Regions from separate parts of the Mus musculus genome. Here region 1 is linked to region 2. The links are chromatin loops, found by intact Hi-C in ENCODE. Cell type or tissue: heart. All regions are shown on one strand. Links, peaks and the distances in the headings refer to the core of each region. The heading gives the core; the rest is flanking DNA.

The links. Hi-C counts contacts between places; a loop is a spot of excess contacts. Peaks named below come from ENCODE experiments on the same cell type or tissue, not always from the same donor. Only the 100,000 strongest peaks of a DNase experiment are listed, where the experiment ranks them.
Region 1: it touches region 2 in a loop (2.6-fold over the local background); 8 of 42 quality-filtered maps call a loop at or near these places.

The regions. Positions count from the first base shown.
Region 1 is chr14:31,198,726-31,210,156 of GRCm38, forward strand. It overlaps Nisch (nischarin), which reads right to left and starts at 8,101. Exons shown (of 21, transcript NM_022656.2): 1 at 7,842-8,101; 2 at 5,717-5,800; 3 at 4,502-4,684. The coding sequence starts at 7,937. It overlaps Tnnc1 (troponin C, cardiac/slow skeletal), which reads left to right and starts at 9,587. Exons shown (of 6, transcript NM_009393.3): 1 at 9,587-9,653; 2 at 11,078-11,108; 3 at 11,335-11,431. The coding sequence starts at 9,630. In heart, for the core only: a CTCF peak has its summit at 7,944 (motif pointing right); DNase peaks (open chromatin) are centred at 6,266, 6,926 and 7,346; H3K4me3 peaks cover 2,485 bases; H3K27ac peaks cover 2,048 bases.
Region 2 is chr14:31,020,776-31,032,206 of GRCm38, forward strand. Pbrm1 (polybromo 1) reads left to right here. Exons shown (of 33, transcript NM_001081251.1): 2 at 1,945-2,084; 3 at 4,723-4,875; 4 at 6,673-6,770; 5 at 10,069-10,216. The coding sequence starts at 4,738. Among named protein-coding and RNA genes, the nearest start is that of Pbrm1, 7.4 kb to the left of the region's middle. In heart, for the core only: a CTCF peak has its summit at 5,217 (motif pointing left); no DNase peak of the experiment used is centred there.

The DNA of each region.
Region 1 (11,431 bases), core at 5,532-8,031, 180 kb after region 2:
CATGGGTAGGGTCGTTAGCCCTGCTTTTAGCTCTTTACTGGGGGCCTTGCAATATATTTATCACCTTACATAAGGGGATGGTGAAGGAAAAACACAATATGGTGTGGCAGTCCCTCCTTACCTACAGGGGGCATGCTCTAAAACCCACAGATGCTCAAAACAGTTCATATACTGCATTGTACAGCTACAGTGTACTCATATATACAAAATAAATAAATCTCATTTATTACGGGTGGTTACCCATAATGAGATCTGACGCCCTCTTCTGGTGTGTCTGAAGACAGCTACAGTGTACTTATGTATAATATTAAATCTTTTAGCCGGAGGGAGCAGGGACTGAGCGAGTGGAGTTGACTGGAGCGAGCAGAGGTCCTAAGAAAGTTCAATTACCAATAACCACATGAAGGCTCACAACCATCTTGTACAGCTACAGTGTACTCATATACATAAAATAAATAAATCTTTAAAAAAAATGATGCAGTGTGGTCTTTCAAAGTATCTTTTTCTTTGACCATTGCACTCACAGGACGTGATTCGTGGCACATTTTGGCACATCTGAATGGCCAGCACCATGGCTCAGGTGCTTCGGGTTACTGTCACATAGTCAGTTACCTGGACACGGCACTGTGATACTGGAACACATGATCTGACAACTGAGATGGCTACTAAGTGATGTATGCACAGTGTGGAAACACCAGAAAAGATGCCAAATCCTGTGAGCGACGGAACCACCACACCACTCAGAACGGGATGTACTTTAAAATTCATGAAAAATGAAACTTCTGGAGTCTACATTTAACATTTTCAAAGCATGGTTGCCAATATGCAACAGAAACCATGGGATTAAGTCACAGACAAAAAGGGATTTCTGAATGTAGTAACTGAAGACCATATTAATCATAAAAGGACTAAAAGTTTAATGCCAAAGTTGCTACCTGTTGTATGAACCACTTATCTGAAACACTGAGAACAAGCAAACTTAGGGACAGAAAGCAAGGCAGTGACTGTCAGGGTGGGAAGGAGGGGGACAAATACTTACTGCCCCTAGACACAGCTAGGGCTAAGTGTTCTGGAATTTGGACAGTGGTGTTCATTTCACAATTCTCCGTGAGTCAACTAGAAACTACTGAATTGTATACTTACTAAACTTTATAGTACGTGAATGATATCCCGATCTAAAAGTAATCCTCCTCTTAAACAAAGAGAAAACGACAAAAAGCCGGGTACGAAGCTAGATGTGGTGGCGCCATGTCTTTAATCCCAGCACTTGAAGGGCAAAGGCAGGCGGGCAGATCTCTTGAGTTTGAGGCCAGCCTAATCTAAAAAGTGAGTTTCCAAGAAAGCCAGGGCTACACAAAGAAACCCTTCTTGATACAAACAAGCCCCCTCAAAAGGCCAGCTATGTGGACATATACTGTAACTGCAGTTCGCAGGAGGAAGGCAGGAAGTCACTGCAAGCTCAAGGCCACCCTGGGCTACAGAGCCAATCTTACGCCAACTATGTCTATATAGTGAGAGCCTGTCCTAACAAAGTAAAATGTAAACAGTCCACACCATGGCCAAATAGAGATCTCCATGTCCATCTGCCTCCTCCAGTGTCTGCACATGACACACGTCAGGAACAACTCTGAGGAAGATGATGGCTAAGAAGAAAAGATTCCCCAGAGAGCCTCCCCACCCCACCCCCACAAAAAAGCTAACAGTGCTATCACCCTGCGTGGGATCAAATTTAAATGGAGAGCTAACCCAGTGGTTCTCAACTGGGTGATTTTTGCCCCCACTACGCTCCCCCACCCCTGGAAGATGGGCGTCGGCTCCTCTAGAGAGTGGAGTTGTACCTGATGGAACTGGGAAGGAAAATGGTTTCGGGTGGACGGAGGCCAGGGGTGCTACTGTCCCTCACAGCTCAGAGTGACAGCAGTGCCATGGCTGAGAACCCCTGTGCTCATCCAATGACAGGCTCGTTACTTTTAAAAGCCTTAGATTTATACGACCAACGTATATGTTTGATATTAACAAAGTCAAGTATGTCCAAACAGCTCCGAGGCCATGCGTCAAACCAGAACCACAAGAGTTAGGCTGGCCCCAGACTATCGCAGGAAAGTCCAACTGAAAAGAACATTCTAGACCTTTCCCAGATCAGAGTTGGGCAAACCTGAGGCAGCCAGGAAAATCTCTCCCCAAAGACACAGACTTAAGCAATAAACCAGACCTTCAAAGAGATGTTTATCAGGTTTCATTCTTCAGTGGAGATTGGAAGTTTTGTGACGTTTATTTAACAGACTCACATAGCAAGGGAGAATTTTTTTCTAACATAAAGAAATTAAAAACAACAACAACAACAAAACCAAACCATTTACAACAGGATCTGGTATATAACCATGTCTAACTGTGTACAGTACCTCCCAGCTCAGTGGCAGGACACTAGCCACATCAGCAAACCCCAATCTCAGGCTAATAATGCCCACAAGTCTTACTTTGCAATTTCAAAAAATTTTTAAAGAAGGTACTTCCAATAAGGCAAAGCTACCTTCATCATTTAAGGGGAAAATAATTAAATATTAAATGTTATCAGAAAACCTCTGAAAGAAAACTTCTACATGTAGTTTTTCATAGATAATGATTTCTATGTGACCCTTTTTCTTATAAAACCAGAACCCTAGTCTACATACCGTTTTACAACCTGTCCTTTTGTGGGTCTTTAGGGTGAGAAGGGGGGTGAGACAGAGTGTCAGTGTGTATCCTTGATTGGCCTAGAACAAAGATCCCCCAGCCTCTGCCTCCTGAGCGCTGGGACAAAGGTGTGCGCCTGCACGGTAGGACTTGCTCTTGCATGTTTATCTTCCCATGGCAGTGGGGCCTCAGCCATACCACAACAGAATCTCCAGTTGCATGGCTGACCACGTTTTTGTTGTTTTGTTGTTTCACTGGAGACAAAATTCTCATTGTGTGGCCTTAAGAGATTTGCCTGCTTCTGCCTGCTGGGATAGAAGGTATGTGCCACTATACCCAGCCTTGTTTGGATTCTCAAGACAAGTCTTGATATGTAGCCCAGGCTGGCTTTGAACTATAGTCTGGAAAGTGCTAGAACTGCAGGTGTGTCCCGTCATACCTGGCTTGGCTTGATTTTTTTTTTTTTTAAATGAAAGTTCTTCCCAGTGTTCTCATCTTGTCTTCAGTATCTTGCTCTGAATCCTGACATGACTGCCTTTCTTCACGTGTCCCTTTAGAGTTACCCTATCTTTCCTGAGAATAAACTCTCAGAAGTAAACTGCTAGTAGCTTTTGAAATTTTCATTTCACACTGCTTGCTAAACTACCCTCCCCAAGGTCTGACAACTAAATTACTTTTTACTTACTTACCATTTTTGAGACATGGTCCCACTCTGTGTCTCTGGACAGTTACAAACTGACGAAGCGTCTGCTCAGGGTGATTTACTCTGTCAGCAGTGGCACACCATTCTCTACCCAGCAGGGAGCACAGAGCTGATCTATGCTGCCTTGTCCCATACAAAAGAAGTGTGTCCCCTCAGCTTCAGTACACTGCCAGTGGGGGTGTCGACCATGAGTCCCATGATGGCAATTCTTTAGTTAAGAGTACATGTCCAGCCGGGCAGTGGTGGCGCACGCCTTTAATCCCAGCACTTGGGAGGCAGAGGCAGGAGGATGAGTTCGAGGCCAGCCTGGTCTACAGAGTGAGTTCCAGGACAGCCAGGGCTACCAGGGTTTCGAAACCCTGTCTCGAAAAACCAAAAAAACAAAAACAAAAACAAAAAAACAAAAAAACCCAAGAGTACATGTCCGAATCCAGTTCAGCAGGTGGCCTGGCCTGTGCCACCTGTAACTCCAACCTCAGGAAACCCAACACTCTCTTCTGGATTGCACGCATTTACCTGGCATGCACGCACCCTACGCATAAATAACATAATCTTAAAAGTAGAAAAGAATGAACAGCTCCATTGTTGGTACTGAGTCTGAGCCCACATGGCAACCCTAAGTGTATGCCAGGCATTACACAGTTCTCCTCCATGCTCACCCAATTGAGGGAAATCTACCTTAAAAACCATGGCCTATGGCTGGAGAGGTGGCTCAGCGATTAAGAGCACTGACTGCTCTGCCGGAGGTCCCGAGTTCAATTCCAACCACATGGTGGCTCACAACCATCTGTAATGGGATCTGATGCCCTCTTCTGGTGTGTCTGAAGACCGCTACAATGTACTCATATACATAAAATAAATAAATCTAACAAAACAAACAAAAACAAAAAACCAAACCATGGGCTATTTCTGCAAAGTAAAATGTCATGAAGTAGAAGAAAATACATGGCCAGTCCAATTTAATATAAACCCACCAACACAAATGTGACTGTGTACCATCTGCCTCTAACCCTCTGTCAGGTAACCTCAGGGCCAGGGTCCAGTCTGTGTCTCCTCAAAGCCAAGGCCTACAGCTTTGGTGGCTGTGGGTTCATAGGCAAAGCAGAGAGCCCCAAAGGAACTTACATAGAGGTGAAAATGCAGGAAGTGGGCCAGAACTCTGGGAGCCACATCAGGGAAGGTTGTGAGGAGCGTCTGGAGGTACACCTCCAGGTCTCTCTCCCTCTTCTCTACCAAGCTTCTCGAGTTCTTCCCAATTATCTTTTTGGGTGGAAGTAGAGATTTGTCAATTTTTCTCTCTGCCACAAGCTGTAAGAGAACACAAGCACATCAAACACAGACCAAGAAGCCCTGCGTCTGTGTCAGATCCAGGCAGGCAGTCGTCAGTCGTATCTTCTGCAACCACTGCTGGGAGCAGGGCCGGGATTAGTGCTCCAACTAATGCATCTGGAATCCGGCCTCGGATCCAAGTAGTACTGGAAATACTAATACAATTCCAAGTGAGAAATTGCCATCTTTAGTCTTTGGGGATATTCAGAAAAGTAGTGCTTACGGTCCCTAAAGTTTGGAAATAAAAGGAGTTTGTATCTTTAAGACATGCTCACTACAAATGCCCCACAGAAAGCAGCTCTTTCTAAAAGCAAAGGGAAAATACAATTTCAATCTGTTATTAGAGAATAAAAATATATTTTGTGGGACAAGTTCAAACCTGTACCCTCTTCAGGAGACTGTCTTATATTGGAGGTGCATGGCAATTTTAAAATTTAAAATTAAAATTTACATATTCTATCCTTAGACTGTCTCACACTAGGTTGCATTCCTAGCACCAACCAGTTCTTTGTGCTGCATCAAGGAACTGGTTTACTACAGCAAGTCACAGAGCTCATGAGAGGGCTCACCGGGTAAAGGAGCTGCCAAGTCTAATGACCTAAGTTCAATCCCTGGGGCCTCTATGGTGGAAAGAGAACCCTGCTCTCACAAACTGACCTCTACACATGAGCTGTGGCACGTGTGCATCTTCCTCTCACTAGAACACACACAGACACACACAGACACACACACACACTTGTTTTTTTGTTTTGTTTTATAAGACAGGTTCTGTGTAGCCCTGGAACTCGCTCTGTAGATGAGGCAGGCCTTAAACTCACATGCCTTTGCCTCCCAAGTGCTGCTAGAATTAAAGGTATGTGTGGTATAACCCTGGCCATGAATAAATGTTTTTAAAACTTACAAGCAATAGATGTGGAGGCAGTTTTGCCCTAAAATTAACATGTGGCACAATGGAGACTTGGCCCACAAGCCCCACCCCTTGAGATACAGGTGCCAAGGTCTTCAGATTACCTTTTCATGTAGGTCATGAAAATCACTGTAACGGTGTTTGATCGTCCACTCATGGTTGCCATCGGTAACCTGGATGACATAAACCTAAAGGGAAAAATGATTTTTTGTGACAAGAGAACCCCAACTCACAATAGCTGCAAGGTACTCAGTCCCCACTCCCCAAAAAGCCAGAGTCAGGCATCCTTGCACACCCACTGTGCACCCAGCTTTCCTCAGCCTCCTTGACAGCCCTGTAAGGTCTGGAGAAGAGCTCTGGCTCCCATTATCAGGAAGGAATGGTATGGGTGACTAGCTCCACACACCTCCTTAGATTTTTTTTTTTTACCTCCTGTCTCTGTATAACTCAAAACCCAACTTGTGCTATAGGCAAGGCTGCCCCTTCCAAGGGAGGCAGAGCAGAGCCCAGTGAGGCAGCACCAGTGTCTCTGCTATACATCTTTCCAGGAGCCCTAACTCCATCCTAGAAGCAAGGCCTTCAGTCAACCTCTTCCACTAGCTGTGGTTTTGACTTTGGCAGCTGAACCAGGAGGCAAGGCATCACCAGGCTTCCAGGGGCAGCGGTGGCTCAATCAGCCTCAACAGAAGGCGATATAGCTCTGGTGGTTAATCGTCCACCAAAACCTGGGTTCAAAATCTGGCTATCCCATTTCCTGGGTGTGGCTTATGTGCCACTTATGTAAGTGACTGGGAACCTAAGCTCTCTCTGGGCCTCAATTCCTCCATTTTAAAACCTGGTGGGCCAAGTAAAGCAATTAAGTGTAAAGGCCTAACACGGAACAGAAGATAGATATGTTAGTCACATTCCGTGCATCACACCCAGTGACAAATGAGGATGGTCAGTTTGGATCATCACCTTGCTCCTGACACTAAGGGGAAGGACAAAGAGCCTCTACTGACTGCAGCTAGTCCTAGGTGAGTGACCTCATTCCTTAACTAGATCAAGCCCCACGGTCCTAGCTTCCCTTCCTCGGCCTGGAGCACGGAGAGGTTAGTGGGAACAGTGAACGAGGCTGATTCCTGACCCCAGGAGCAGCCATTTCTCCAGAGCCAGCCTGTTGCTCTAAAAGGAGCCGCTAGCGGCTTCTCTTCCTTGCAGCGGGGAGAAAGAACTAGATAGAGGAATCGCCCTCAGGATCCGGTATTAGGGTGGGAGCCAGTGGGGTGGGGCAAAGGCAGGCCCGAGGCCCTTACCTCTGTCCACCCTCCAGGGAACAAAGGACAAGGAGACGGGAGGTGCTCAGTGGGCCCCCACCACAGTGCAAGTTTTCACCTGGCAGGCTGCCCACGAGGCTCTCGGGCCTAGCATCCAACCCTATGCAGGCCCAAAGGGCGTCTAACGCCATCACAGAAACTACCCTCCTTTTTTGTTGGCTTTCCCTTGTAGCCTACAAGGATACATTAGAAGCTCGTGTCCCTCTCCCCTAAGCCGTGACGTCCCCTAAGGTTTGCAGGCCCTGTACTTCGGCCTCGAGGTAACTTCTGTGTTCTGCACGGCTGGGATCCATTCCTTTCTCCCCAGACCCCGAGGGCTCATTTTTCCATCCACCACCCCCCCCCACACACACACACACGCACGCACGCACGCACACACACACACTTCGCAGGGCTGATCTGGACTGCGACTAGTGTTTGGTTGGTGGGGGTGGAGATCGGGATCTGCTGTCTCTCCTTCACCACCTGATGATCTCTAGCCCTGGCCCTTGGTCCCATCGACCAGAGACCACCCCTTCCGCGTCCCCTTCCTCCCAGACTTCCCATGAAGGTCTCTTAGGCTGGCATTCTTCCTTGCCTGGAGGATCCAGAGGGCCTCCATCTCACCATCCCCTCCTCCCCCACCCTCTGATTGCTCCAACACAAGTCTCCTTTTCTGGTCGCGCACCCTTTCCCCAGCCCCCCTTCCCGCGCCCCGCCTAGATCCTCCTCCAGAACCTATGCGACCCGGCCCTTCCTCCGAATCCCCCATTTTTTTCGGGCTCCCTCGTCGCTACCTCGCAGAACCTTCCACGCACTCATCGAATGTGCTACCCAGGCCCCCCCCACCCCCCACTTCTCAAAGCCCCTGGGTCGAGAACTCCGGGTTCCAGGCGCTAAGCCCGCTCTGGACGCTCGCGGCCCCCCAGCACACCGTGTACGTGTCCACGAGCTCAGAACCCACGACGCGCGCCTCCTTGGCAGGCTCGGCCTCCCGCTCAGGGCCGAAGCTGAGTGTCGCAGCCGCCATGTTGCCGGCTCCACCGCTGCCGACGCCCGGCGCAGAGTGGCAGCAGCAGGGGGCGGGGTCAGCGTCCCACCGCCCCCCAGCCCCCGCTGCCCCCCGCCCGCGCCCGCGACGCCATCTTGGCCCCTCGGCCTGCTTGCGTCCTCGCCCCGCCCCTTGCCCGTAATTGACAGCACAACCAGTGGCACGCATGCGCAGCTCCTGCGGGCTTGCCCAATTTGCTTTCTGTATACCTGTGCGGCGTTCTGTCCCCTCGGGCAGTTGTGGTCATTGTCCGCTGGGCTCACAGCAGGGAAGGGCAGAGGCCATGGGCCTTCGGAACTCTCCGAAGTCACTCTGCTTCGCTTGGCCTCAGTTTCCAGAGGGGACATTAATAGGGTCTCGCCTGGCTGTTGGGTTCATTCCCTGTGTAGCAAGAGCAAAATGAATAAGACTAGACTTAGAGATGGAACAAGGACCAGAGGGACTCTCCGACACTTGGGGGGTTTGTTGTTAAAAGTACTGGTGGAGAATTGATTGTGGTGATTCTGCAGTGCTCAGTACCCCACGGGCTTTCCCCTGGCAGTGTGCTAGGCGGCACACTGGTGTGTTCAGGGAGAGCTTATATGCAGCAGACGTGCAGGTGGATGGAAGAGATATGCGCTGTCCATCTGGTTTCCCAGATGACATCCTGCAAGAGCTCAAGGTGAGGAGGAGACAGACTAGGCCTTGGACACAAGAGCGTGGCTGAAGAAACATCCATAGGGAACAACCATAGGGAAGACTTAGCTGGAGAAGAGATGACCCAACCGGAGGAGGAAAAGAGAGAATCCTGATAGACATAGGGTTCTTTAGGGACACTTGTTGACTCACAGAATGCAGCTGACTCAAACCCGAAGTGAACACTGATTGTTGTCCTTGAAAGATGGAAGGTTGCGGCGTGGTAGATCCCGCTGAAGGGCTTCAGGCCAGCCTATTCTTTGTGGGCCAGTGACTTCTTCCATTACCAGTGTCATATTATACTCTGAACCTTGCATAGGAAGTGTTTCTTGGCAGGACTTACACTGCCAGCCTCTGTTGGCATGCTACCATCTCTCAGGGGGTGTAATATAAGGTAGGGATTCTCCGGTCAGCTTGACCTCAGGCAAGTCACTGTGATTCCATAGAAGACCGAACTGTTTACTTCACATTTCCTGTGTGCTCATATTTTCATTCATTCAGGAAACTTTTTCCTGAGGTTGTTGAGGATGTGTGTGTGTGTGTGTGTGTGTGTGTGTGTGTGTATTGCATTTAGGTGCTTGCTCCCAAACCTGAAAACTTGAGTTCAGTCCTGGGTTCCTGGGAACCTAGGTAGCAGAGAGAGATAGATGACTCCTGCAAGTTGTCCTTTGACTTCCACATGCACTCATAAATAAAAGCAATACATTCTTTTTTTTTTCTTGAGACTTCCCTGGGGGTGGGGTGGGGTCTGGGGAACAGATGGCAAGAGACCTGGTCCTTGCAGTCCTTCATAGCTCCTGGCCCTAGGCAGATGATACAGGGACTTTGGCCAGCCTGAGATTACAGGGACCAGGGAGGGGGTGGAGGATATTCCAGGCAGTGGTGGGCTGGGCTGGGAATGTAGCAGGAGGTGGAGGGAGGCAGGGCTATATAAGCCCAAGCAGAGGGCTGGCTGGCTGGCAACCCCAGTAGCCTGTCCTGTGAGCTGTCGCCAGAATGGATGACATCTACAAAGCTGCGGTGAGAGATGAATCTTTAAGGGGTTAGGGTGGGTAGGTCCATTGGGGTTCCCTTAGCTAAGGATGGAGGACAGGGGTACACTAGGGAAGTGATGGGGGACTCAAAAGGGTCCCCACACACCTGTAACCCAGCCCCTTGAGCTGACATTTGGGGGATGCAGAAAGGGTAGCAATTCAGGGGTTTGTCAATGTGGCTAGGGGTATGGTCTCAGCTTTCAGCATCCTGTGTCTCCCTCTGTTTCTAACCTGTCACTGTCTTGAGTGTATTTGTGTTTTTATTCTTTAGACATCTGTTGGTCTTTCACAAGGTCTTTCCATCTCTGTTCCTTCCTCACGATGTCTCTGAGTCTTTGTCTCTCTGTGTGTCTCCAGGTCTGCGCCCCGCACCCCCTCCCAAGCTTCCATTTCTCACAATCTGCTTCTTACATACTCAGATCTGCCTCTCTCCTCTAGCCCCTGAGCTGGATGAGGAGGCTCTAGAAGGTGGGAGGGAATTGTGAGAGGGCTGGAGAACTTGAGTCCTGGGATGGGAAAGATGCTTTGAAGGTACAGGCCTGAGGAGAGGGAGGGAAGAAGGAATGGCTTGTTGGAACCTCAGTCCCTGGCAGGCTCAGGGGTTAGGTAGGAGTTGAGAGTGATAAGAGTCAGGGTTAGAGAACAGTGACCCTAAGACTGTTCGATTTCCTGGGGACGCTGAGGGACTTTTGATATACCTGCTTCAGAGACAAGAAAATCCTAGCAAACAGCTGTTCTCAGGAAATTCTCTCCCAACCCCCGGAATATGGCCCCACTTGTGAGCAGGGAAGGGCTGCAGCTGGTTCCTATGGTATCCTTGGCTATCTTGTAGGAGTCTGTGGAGCTGGAGTAGGGGGGTGGCCCTCCACCCAGTGCCCATACAAGGCCTGGCGGGGCTGGGGACTAATTTTGGCTCCTGAGGCAGCACCAGTAGGCCAGGGGGGCAGATAACACTACCCCACCCCCTGCATACCAAAGTCCCCAGAACAATCACCAGGTTTAACTTTGTCCCCCTTTAAAAATAGCTCAGTGGCCACCCTGGTCAGGTTACAGTGGGTGGCTTTGCTCGCCCCCACATTCGTTTTATTGTCTCAACCTGAGGGACAGCTGTCTCTCAGGCCATGCAGCTTAAGTTTCATTAGGATGACATAAAGGACATGCAATGGTCAATGACTATTGTCACTCAGGACACCTTGGTCCTGGGAGGGGTGCCTGCCTGTCACCTTGGCCCTAGCCCAGCCTCTGAGAAACCATCTGGGTCACCTTAGGGCAGGGAAGGAGGACTTTGTAACCTGGGAATATATTCTCCTTCTGTTATCATTCTTCCCACCTGTAGAATGGGGTCAGTCTCTAAGTCTGCTAAGGCCTGAGCTTGGGTCCTGAGGTCCTGAGTTCCCCTCTTCTCTCTAGGTAGAACAGTTGACAGAGGAGCAGAAGAATGGTAAGTGTCTCCCATTGAGGGGACAGCAGGGCTGGGGGGGCGTAGAGGGGGGACGCCTTTCCAGGAATGAACCCCAGATTAGAGGCTATAATCTGAGGGTTCTCCTTGCTGTGACCTCAAAGAACTCTCGAAGGGAGGTGGACAATTTCCTGGTGGCCCCAGGGACCTGGATTCCTAGTGTCCTCCTGGCTGCTGATCCAATCTTCTCACCCTCTGTTGGACCCAGAGTTCAAGGCTGCCTTTGATATCTTTGTCCTGGGCGCGGAGGATGGCTGCATCAGCACCAAGGAGCTGGGCAAGGTGATGAGGATGCTGGGCCAGAA
Region 2 (11,431 bases), core at 3,981-6,480:
ACTACATAAACTGGACATGGTGGTACATGCTATCCCAGCATTTAGCATGTGGAGGCAGGAGGCTCAGAAATTCAAGCCCTGAGTTCAAGACTAATATGGTATGGATGAGACCCTGTTGCAAAAAGAAAAGGAGAGAAAACAACAACAACAAAAGATAACATAAGGAGTAGGTAAATATTAAAGGCTCTGAGTGGCAGTGGTGAAGGTGGTTTTCCTGTGAGAAGTAGGATGGTAATTGCCTACTTATTACCACAATTTTTGTTTTAAGTATTTGTTACAATGCTGAATATTACTAAAAAACACAGAATACTAAAAGTATGTTGTCAGGTATTTGGCTATACTAGGTACTTACACAGTTCCATATTTTTTTTTTAATATTTATTTTATGTATATGAGTATACCATAGCTGTCTTCAGACACACCAGAAGAGGGCATCAGTTCCCATTACAGATGGTTGTGAGCCACCATGTGGTTGCTGGAAATTGAACTCAGGACCTCTGGAAGAGCAGTTAGTGCTCTTAACTGCTGAGCCATCTCTCCAGCCCCCACAGTTCCATATTCTTAAGTACTCTTTAAAAGACTTACTTGGTATATGTATGCCTGTGTCTGTAGAGGCTAGAGATCCATGGCATTGTTTTTCTATTGTTTGTTTTTTTTTAATTTATATTAAGATCTATTCATTTTTATCTTATGTGTGTGGATGTTTTGTCTCCATGTATGGCTGTGCCTCAAGAAATCAGAAGAGGGTCCCCTGGAACTGGAGTTACAGATGGTTATGGCTGCCATGTGGGTGCTAGAAATCTAATTCAAGCCCTATAGAAGAGTAGCCAGTGCTCTTGACCTCTGAGCCATCTCTCCAGGGCTACCTTATTTTTGAAGACAAATTCTCTCATTATATACCTGGAGTTTGCTGGGGTTTGACTAGGCTGATCGCCAGCAAACCCCAGTGATCTTAATGTCTTTACACCTCCTCTGTACCTTCAGTGATGGGGTCAGAGGGCCACACAGTTGTGCCTAGCTTTTGTTGTGGGTCCTGGGGATCTGAACTCAGGCCCTCATGCTTGCATGGCAAGTACTTTGATTTTCCTCTTCCCAGACTTCTGAAGTATTTATTGTGCACTGGGAGTATCCAGATTCATTGTCAGACACTTGCATTTTTTACTGTAAATAAGGCCATCCTAACATCTGAAATTAAACCCCAGAATCATTTGTTTTCTGCTTATGGATAAAGAAATAATGAAGTAGTACTTAGAGACTGTTTTTAAATTATGCAAAATTTTGTTTTTCTGCCTCCCAAGTGCTGGGATTAAAGGCATGTACACCACGCTCGGCCTGTTTCCACTTTCTTAATGGTAGTATTCCATGTGTGTACCACCATGCCCAGTTCCACGTGGTGCTGGGATTGAACCTGGGGCCTTCCAATCTGCTAGGCAACCACTCTTCCAACTTAGCTATTGCTAGCCCTTGTTTGCATTTGAAGATAAAGAAACTGATCTGAGTTGTAGTTTGGCTAGCATCATACAGATAACTAGAGTGGAAGGTCTGACTCCTAAGTGTGGATCGATTATTTCACATTACAAGTTAAAAGGTATATACTTCGGATAAGAAAATATTTTTTAAAATCCCTCTCTTGTATCTTTTATCTTTTGAAAGTGTATTAAAGATTAAGGGGTCTGGGTTGTTGTGTCATCTAAAATTACAATATATTCAAAACTAATAATTTACATTTTTTTGTCATTTGTTTTCCAGTGCGTTATAAAAAGCAGTTATTTTGAATTGCCAAGATAATTGAAGACTTTTTAAAGCCCTGTTAAAACTTAAATGCTGTGTCTTTCCAGTGCAGATAGAGCTTTTGGAAAGAAATGTTTTTCTCTGATGCTTGGGTGGAGGGGAGGAAGAATTTTGTAGAGTTTGCTCTCATGAGCCGTTCTTGGTTTGTTCCAGCTTGCCAACACTTGGTGTCACATGTGAGCCTCCCACATGTGTGCACTCTCCATTCCAGCTCTGTGATTGAACTCTGCTCTTATTGACTAGGGGGCACTTGGGCAGGCATGCTTCATTCCTGGAGTTGACAGTCATTTCATGTGAGTAAAGGTGAACTCAGTGAGACATTTCTAAGCATGTGGAAGCATTGGGTTGTTAAAGGAAAGAAATGTCAGGTGCACCTGAGAGCTGACTGATGTGCCTGTATCTCTCACTTTAGCAATTCTATTTGAATGTATGTTTTCTGTCTGTTTGTAACTCATTTATCCCCCTATTTCCCCTTTCTCTGCCTTGTTCTTCTCTTTCAGTTCTGAATAGACTAACTGAATAAGCCCTCCCTTCTCTCACGGGCTTCAGTTGGCCTGCAGACATAATGAGGAGATTGGCTTTTCGAGGCGCTGGTTGTGCTCTGGTAAAGCTGGTAAATTACTGATCATCTTCACCCTTTCCTGTTTCTGTCGTTCTTTACCTTTTCCCTTCAGCATTCTGAATTTTATAGTATTTCTTCCCATCTGAGTCCCTCCTGTGTTTATCAGAGTGTTTCCAAGGATTAGTCCTTAACTTCATTAAATTGTGGCATTGTGGCCAGTTAGCAGTCTTTTATAACAACAACAGTACCTAAGTGTTCTTGACTTAAGGTTTTAGAAGCTGTTAACCACTTTTAGTCAATTTCAAACTAATATACTTGGTAATAAACCAAAGCCTAGAGGAAGGAACATGATCACTGTGGGTTCTGTTTTAAACAGTGTGTGGACTTTATAGTTCAAAGCAAGAGACAGAAGACTCCTCTTGTTTCTTAGTTGCTCAACGGATTTTTTTGTTTGTTTGTTTTGTTCTTGCTTTCTATTTCCTGGAGATCCCCAGTTTTCTCTCTGTAATACTGGCAGCCACTGGTCTACTGTTGTTTATTTAGTGAAACTAATAAAGTCTATTGTTACTTTTAGCTTTAGGAAAGTCCTTTGAAATTACAATGCACTATTTGATACTACTGTTAAACTATATAAGCATTGTAGGACTTCCTTGGGTTTATACCCTTTAACTGTAGTAATTTATTTCTGTGGTTGCATTTCTTATAGCCAAATGCGTATATTGTAAAGTTAAAAAGTAGTTTATTTTTATTTTTTTATTTGAGGTAGTATGTAGCCCTGGCTGACCTAGATGTCAGTATGTACACCATTCTGGCCTTGAGCACACAGAGATTCCCCCTGCCTCTGCCTTTCTTGTCAAGTGCTGGGGTTAAAGGCTTGCACCACTGCACCTATCAAAGAATAGTGTCTTATAGGATTAGGAAGGTATCTCAGTGGTTAAAGTTCTTGTGCAAAAATGAGGCTCTGACTTTGGATCCCCAGCACCCACATAAAAGCCATGTGTGGGTGGTAGGGTCTGTAGCCCCTCACTGGAGGAACAGATAAGTAGGTCTCAGGCACTGACTGACTAGATATTCTCCAGGGTTAGGGGAAAGTGCTAAATGGAGACATCCAACATCAACTTATGTCCTGCACACACAGCGACAGACAGGCACACACACAGAGTTCCTTTTGTATTAATGATAGGGCTCAGTGTTGGAGCACTTTCCTATCATGTGAAAGGTACTACATTCAGCCCCTAGTACTGCAAATAACAATAAAAATGCTGAAGTCAGCAGACAAACAAAAATATCAGTCAAGCTAACAACAAGTGTTTGTGTTTCTAAATGTCTACACATTCGTTACCCAAGAACCCATGTGTATAGCATGTTCTTCCAGATCGTCTAATTCTAATAAGACTTAAAGCTATTTTCCAAAATCTGTGAGTATAGTGGACATCTCTTACTGAAAGGAAAGACTTAATAGAAGAGTTCAGTGTACAAGTTGCTATTTCTTCCCAGATAAAACAAAACTTACATTGTTTCACAGAGGTATTTTTATGAATTCTGCTTTAAGAGGATAATTCATTTTCAAGGTGTTAATTTTAGGGTACTTCTCCAGTGCTAAGAAGTTTACTGCTCCATCCCCTTTGCTTCAGATACTGCTTCTTAGTTTCATTTTCTACACTGTGGCCCACTGAGGTATTAGTTACATTCAGGAAAGCAGCTGAAGTTACTAACCCTTGGTAATGACCTTAGAGTCCCCATGTGTACCTGGGCCTCAGGGTCTTAGGGACCAGTGCTTCCAGTGCACTATTGAAGACTAGAGGACTAGAAGGATGGCTCAGTGTTTAAGTGCTGGCTGCTCTTCCAGAGAACCTGGGGCTATTGCCCAGCACCTACTTGGCAGCCTACAACCATTTGTATCTCCAGTTGCAGGAGATCTGATACATTCTTCTGATCTTCTCTAGCATCAGGCACACATGTGGTGCACAGATACTTACACAGGCAAAACACCTGTACACATAAAAAATAATACTTTTTTTAAAAAATGACTATACATGAATTAGGAAGCCACATTCCAAGATAAATCTGGAGCAAGAAATGGCTAATTTAGAATTATTGACATACAAATGTGTATACTTCTGCCAAATTTATCCTATCAGAGTTTGATGGTACAGCATTCTGATAAGTAAAAGGCTAAAAAATCATTGAGGTCTAGCACTTAAATTAACAAAAGAACTTAAAGCTAGTTCAATTCCTCTGGGGGGAAAAAAAAAAAACTCTATCAGCTATCTTAAATGAATGAGAAGTTTGGTGATATGTGCCCTGCTAAGAGTTTGTTGACATTGTTAAAGATTAAATATAAGAACTTGGCTAATTATTTCTTACAGAAGAAGTTGGATTCCATGGGTTCCAAGAGAAGAAGAGCCACCTCTCCTTCCAGCAGTGTCAGTGGAGACTTTGATGACGGGCACCATTCTGTGCCTACACCAGGCCCAAGCAGGAAAAGGAGAAGACTGTCCAATCTTCCAACTGTAGATCCTGTAAGTATCTAAGTCATGGCTTCTGCCCAATTTCCCATGGTAATCCTACTCTTCCTTCTTTGAAGCAGTTGAACATCTACATGGCCTCCCCCCCCCCCAACTGGTTTGATAGGTATATAGAAGTATATTTATAGCCTCAAGTCTTAACAGTAATGGTATCATTTAATATTTTGAAGTTAAAATATTAGTGCGTTGTGTTATATATTTGTTCAACAAAAAAATATGTGGTTAGGGGCTAGAGAGATGGCTCATCAGTTAAGAGCTTTGGCTACTCTTCCAGAAATTCTGAGTTCAATTCCCAGCAACCACGTGATGACTCACAACCATCTGTGATGGGATCTGGTGCCCTCTTCTGGCATGCAGGTGTACATGCAGATAGAACACTCCTACATTAAATAAATAAATGTTAAAAAAAGGAGGAGTGGGTGGGTATATGGTGAGCACTGAATATATATGCTGTGGCCAGTATAGAGGGGAGTGGGCAACTTGAGGGAGTCAAGTCGTCATCTTTTGCCATGTGGGTTCTAGCAACCAGCTCAGGTAAGGGTTGGCAGCAAGTTGTGAGCACTGTTCAAGTTATTGAGATATGACTATATTTGAGGCTATCTCCATTTTCACATGAAGCATAGATTCCAATAAAGTACTGGCACCTAGTAGGAAGTTCTAAGAAGAAGAGTATGTCACGTGGGAAAAGAGGAATTAGTGAGTTAGCTTAGTAGGTTAATGTGCGTGCTTGAGTGCATAGTCCTCTTGTCTTAGACTCTCAGTACTAGAATTAAAGTTGTGTTTCCCTAATGCCCAGCTTAGGTGGCTTTATTTTTATTTACGTTTCAAATGTTACCCCTTTCCCGGTTTCCCCTCTACAAGCCCCCTATCCCATACCCCTCCCCCTTAGGTGGCTTTTTAAAAATTATTTTTTAAATTTTTTTATGAGTATGAATTTTTTGCCTGTATGTAAAGGCATTGTGTTCTTGGAGACCAAAAGAGGGTGTCAGACACCCTAGACCTCAAGCTGTAGGCAGTTATGAGCTGCCATGTAGGTCCTGGAAGTCAAACTCAGGTCCTTTGAAAGAGTGGCTAGAATTCTTAACCAGGGAGATATCTCTCTAGCTCCAGCTTTCCTTTTTTATTTTTTGTAGATTTACTTACTTTATGTATGTGAATACATGACACACCAGAAGAGGGCATAGGATCCCATTACAAATGGTTGCAAGCCACCAGGTGGTTGCTGAGAATTGAACTCAGGACCTCTGGAAGAGCAGTCAGCACTCTTAACTGCTGAGCCATCTCTCCAGACCCCCAAACTTTTATTTTTTTAAGTTAGATTATTTTTAAGCAGGAGAGTTATATAAGCCAATAAGCTGATTTAGTTTAAAAGAAAGTCAGAATCAGACATGGTAATGATCTGTGATCTTAGTACCAGGAAATGAAGGTGGGGGACACAGATCTAATAAAAGTTACAAAAACTTGAGAGTATTTTCTGTTAGTTTATTTATATAATTATTTTGGTGTTTTGAGGCAGGGTCTTACTATATAGATAGCCCTCGCTGGCCTACAACTCACTCTGTAGACCAGGTTGGCCTTAAATTGGAGCTACCTCCTACTTCTGCCTCCCATACATTATTTAAAAACTATGTCCTCTCAGCATGTAGCAGACTGGGGACCCCATTGGGTACTTTGGAGGTTTTCCTTTTCTTCTCTATTTTCCTTTTCTGGAGATGTTTTTAATAAAGAATTGTTGATAGGCCTTCATTGGATGTTGTTTGGTGATTCTTTTTCTTTTCTTCCTTTGTGTAGATTGCTGTGTGCCATGAACTCTATAACACCATCCGAGACTATAAGGATGAACAGGGCAGACTCCTCTGTGAGCTGTTCATTAGGGCTCCAAAGCGGAGGTGAGGTGGGAAACTTAGATAAGTGGGAAGAATTTTTGTTTGTTTTGTTTTGTTTTGTTTTTTGAGACAGGGTTTCTCTGTGTAGCCCTGGCTGTCCTGGAATTCACTTTGTAGACCAGCCTGGCCTCGAACTCAGAAATCCGCCTGCCTCTGCCTCTCAAGCGCTGGAATCAAAGGCGTGCGCCACCACTGCCTGGCAATTGGGAAGATTTGACACGGGGTCTAAAGTTAGGGTGTTTGGTAATTATTTTTTCATAAGGAGTGGGTTAAGTCTGGGGTTCAATTTTAGTCTTTTTTTTTATTTTTAATCTTAATTTCAGTTTTATTCATCAAGATACTTATTTGCGTGTGTGTGTGTGTATGCTACATTGCGTATATGGAGTTGTTGCAGGAGTTGATTTTCATGGTTTTTAATGTATGTAGATTCAGAGATCTTTGCAAATGTATTTATTTATAAGCATATCTGTATTCCCTAGCTCTTTCCACTGACACAGCATGAAATGAGCATATACAGCACTCAGCAGAGACTGGGATGATCCTGGAGAACTCTTTGGTGTCAGGAAATAATCAAGTACATGGAAAGTGATGGGAACATGTTAGAACAACATAGAAAATAGATACTGTCAGCTGAGACTGGGGCAGGTGGATCATGATTGGGAGGCCTACCTGAGCTACATAGTAGATTCTAGGTCAGCTTGGATTATATAGTGAAGCCCTGTCTCAAAACATGAAAAATTAAAACAAAATATAGAAGTACACTAACAGAACACCCACTCGCTAGACATTGAAGCAGTTTGGTAATAACATAGGCTGTATGTGATGGCATTGAGAGGTGGGTAGATATGTGTGAATTCAAGACCAGCCTGGCCTACATAGTGAGATTCAGAACAGCCAGGATTACCTAGTTGCGACCCTGTCTCAAAAATAATAATCATTGCTATCATTATAACCTTTAACCCATTTGGTAAAGTAGTAACTCAGGAACCCATATGAAAATAAAAAATGAATAAATTGAAAGTATGGCAAGAATGGGCTTTCTGACTGTATTTCCCTGTTTAAATGAAACAGTAGAGAAACCTAGCAAACACTGCCATGATCAAATGATCAGAGGTAACCTTATCAGATTAATAAAATAAGACAGAACCATGTGTAAGCTGGTAAAATTGTGAGTATTGCCACATCATCTCTACTACACTCTGTTCTGTAAAGAACAGGGCTTTATTTTCAAAGGAAGCCAGAAGAAGCATTCCAGTTGAGTAATGCTTTACAAAATAACTAGCCTGTAATCTTCAAAAATATATGAAAATCAAGGAAAGCTGAGTAGTTATTTAGAATGAAAGAAACTAAGAAAATACAATGAAAGCAGGATTTCTGTACTCAATTTTTTTCACTGTGAAGGACAAGATTGGAATAGCTGGCAGAATATAAATAGAATAAACAGATAAGATGGTACCATAGCCAAGTTTGTCTCCTGGTTTTGAATAGTGGTCCCTTGATTGTATGAAATCAGTACTCATCCGGGCGTGGTGGCGCACCCCTTTAGTCCCAGCACTTGGGAGGCAGAGGCAGGCAGATTTCTGAGTTCGAGGCCAGGCTGGTCTACAGAGTGAGTTCCAGGACAGCACAGAGAAACCCTGTCTCAAAAAAGGAAAAAAAAGAAAAACAAGTACTCAAACATATGTCAGCGCTTAACTCAGTTGTTTTGGAAAATAAGTTTTTTAGGATGTTCTTAACATTAAAAGTACACTTTTTAACATTTACTAAATTTTGTGCACACGTTCATTCAAGTGTACATGTCTGGAGGTCAGAGAACAACTTGGAGGAGTTGTTTCGGTTCTGGAGATTGGACTCAGGTTATCAGGCTCGGGAGCACTTCCTTCTCTGTTTAGTATTTTGCTGATTTGCTGATCACGTTCTTAGAACTTTTATGACAGACTTAAAAGCAGATGTACATAATGGAAAATGACTATAGACTCTCCAAAGGCATTGAACCGTCAGTGACCAGGGCAGTCTTTGACTGTATTCACTTTTCTGTTACACATCTAAAAGGGAGCAAAGTAACCCTGTTGGGAAACTGAGAAAGTAATCACTTAGATTATTTTTTAGGTTTGCTTGTTTTGTGGAACTCCTTTAGAAAAAAAACAGAAAATAATAAATGTCATGAGCCCTAAGAAATTATCTTAGGAACTTAATTCTCATAATTGTCTCTGAAATTCCTTTGTGTCCCTCTGTGTCTCTCCTTTCCAGGGTGTATCTCTTGTCACTATCCTGGGTTTCCATCTCTTTCCCCATTGGTGGTGTTGAGGGTTGAACCAGGGCCTTGCTCATTCTTTTTCTTTTTCTTTTTTTTTTAAATATTGTTTATTTATTTATTATATGTAAGTACACCGTAGCTGTCTTCAGACACTCCAGAAGAGAGCATCAGATTTCGTTACAGATGATTGTGAGCCACCATGTGGTTGCTCGGATTTGAACTCAGGACCTTTGGAAGAGCAGTCGATGCTCTTAACCACTGTGCCATCTCACCAGCCCTGCCTTGCTCATTCTAGGCAAGGACCCTGCCACAGAGTTACTTCACTATTCCCACTATCAGAATTTTTTGTTTATTATTCTTAGACCATTGTATTTAGATACAGTTTTAGATCTTTTACATTTGGTAAGCATCTGTCTCCTTTCTAAGTTTATTAGTTGATTATACTTCATAGAAGTAATAGTACATGGCCAGAAAAGGCCTTGTGATTACTAAGTGAGAAAACAATAACCTATTTTATATATTTTTTTTCAAGACAGGGTCTCATTATGTAGCTCCAGTTGTCTTAGAACTCACTGTGTAGACCAGGCTTACCTCAGATTATGTGATCTGCCCACCTCTGTCTCTTTAATGCTGGGATTAAAGGTGTGCCACTATGCTTGACTCATTGTGTAACTTTGAATTTTGTTGTAAGCCATTTTGGAATGAGGAAGTTTATAGACGATACTATTCACATCGGTTTAGTCCTTAGATAATTATATTTATATTTAACCTTAGATATTTGGCATATAAACCTGATCATCAATGTTAACTTAGGTTTTTTTTTTTTTTTTTTTTTTTTTTTTGTATGAAGTATGTATTTTGAAAAGAGAGCACACCTGCATCTTGCTTTTGGTATTTCCTTTTCTAGTAATGAGGGAGAGTCTCTTGGGGAATTTGTAATTAGATTTGTTATTTCATGTGTTGGATATTATACAGATAGATTTGAAATAAAACTTTTTATATGCTTTGAATTCGTGTTATTTAAACATACTTAAATTATAACAGAAATCAACCAGACTATTATGAAGTGGTTTCTCAGCCCATTGACTTGATGAAAATCCAACAGAAACTTAAAATGGAAGAGTATGATGATGTTAATCTACTGACTGCTGACTTCCAGCTGCTTTTTAACAATGCAAAGGCCTACTATAAGGTAAGAAAGCGTCAGTTTTGGAATGTATCTAATTTTATAAATTTTTTAAAAAAAATCATTTATATTTTATGTCTTTATTTAATTTGGGAATACTATATACTTGAGCTTCTGATCCTCTTTCCTCTATCTTCAAAATACTAGGATTATAGGTGCATGTATCACACCTAGTAACTTAAAAAGATGTGTGTTTGTGTGAGTGTCTTTTGCCCATATGCATATAAGTACATTATGTATATGCAGTGCCCATAGAGGCCAGAAGAGATGGTCCATTCTCTAAAACAAGTTATAGATGGTTGTGAGCTGTTGTGTGAGTCCTCAAAGCCAAAAAAATCCTAGTGCTTTTTTTTTAAAGACTTATTTATTTTTTATTTATATGAGTACACTGCAGCTATCTTCAGACACACACTAGAAGAGTGCATCAGACCATTACAGATGGTGGTGAGCTACCATGTGGTTGCTGGAAATTGAACTCAGGACCTCTGGAAGAGCAGTCCAATAGTTTCACTCCCTATGAGCCTGTGGGGCCATTTTCATTCACACCACAAAGACTTTCCTCACGTCTTGTGTCTTTGAAAACTTCGTCTGCTTTTGTGTATTTAGGTATTGTTTTTTAGGTAGCTTAATTCTTTCTGTTTTTTGAAGTTTGCTGTTAGTCTAATGCAAAGTAGAAATAATTTCACTAGTTATTTCTATCTTTTATAATAGGTCTTTACATTGGAATTTTTATAATTAATTTTAAGTTAGCAAATAATTTGTCTTCTGCCTCAAGTGCTTCTGTAAATTTACTTCAGAAATGTCTTTAAAATGAATAGCCATTTTTTCTTTTTTGTTTTAGAAGATGGACTAAGTTGTGCATATCTTCTAATCATGAGAATTTTGAAGTAGGGCTGGCGAGGTGGCTCAGTGATGAAGAGCACCTACTACAATTCCAAAGGTCCTGAGTTCAAATCCCAGCAACCACATGGTGGCTCACAACCACCTATAATGAGATCTGACACCCTCTTCTGGTGCGTCTGAAGTCAGCTACAGTGTACTTATGTATAATCATAAATAAATCTCTGAAGAAAAAAAATTTTTTTGAAGTAATTATAATAATTGTATTTTCAGATTTGTCTCTTAAATTAGCAGTTCTTGGGCCAGGCAGTGGTGGCGCACGCCTTTAATCCCAGCACTTGGGAGGCAGAGGCAGGCAGATTTCTGAGTTTGAGAGCAGCC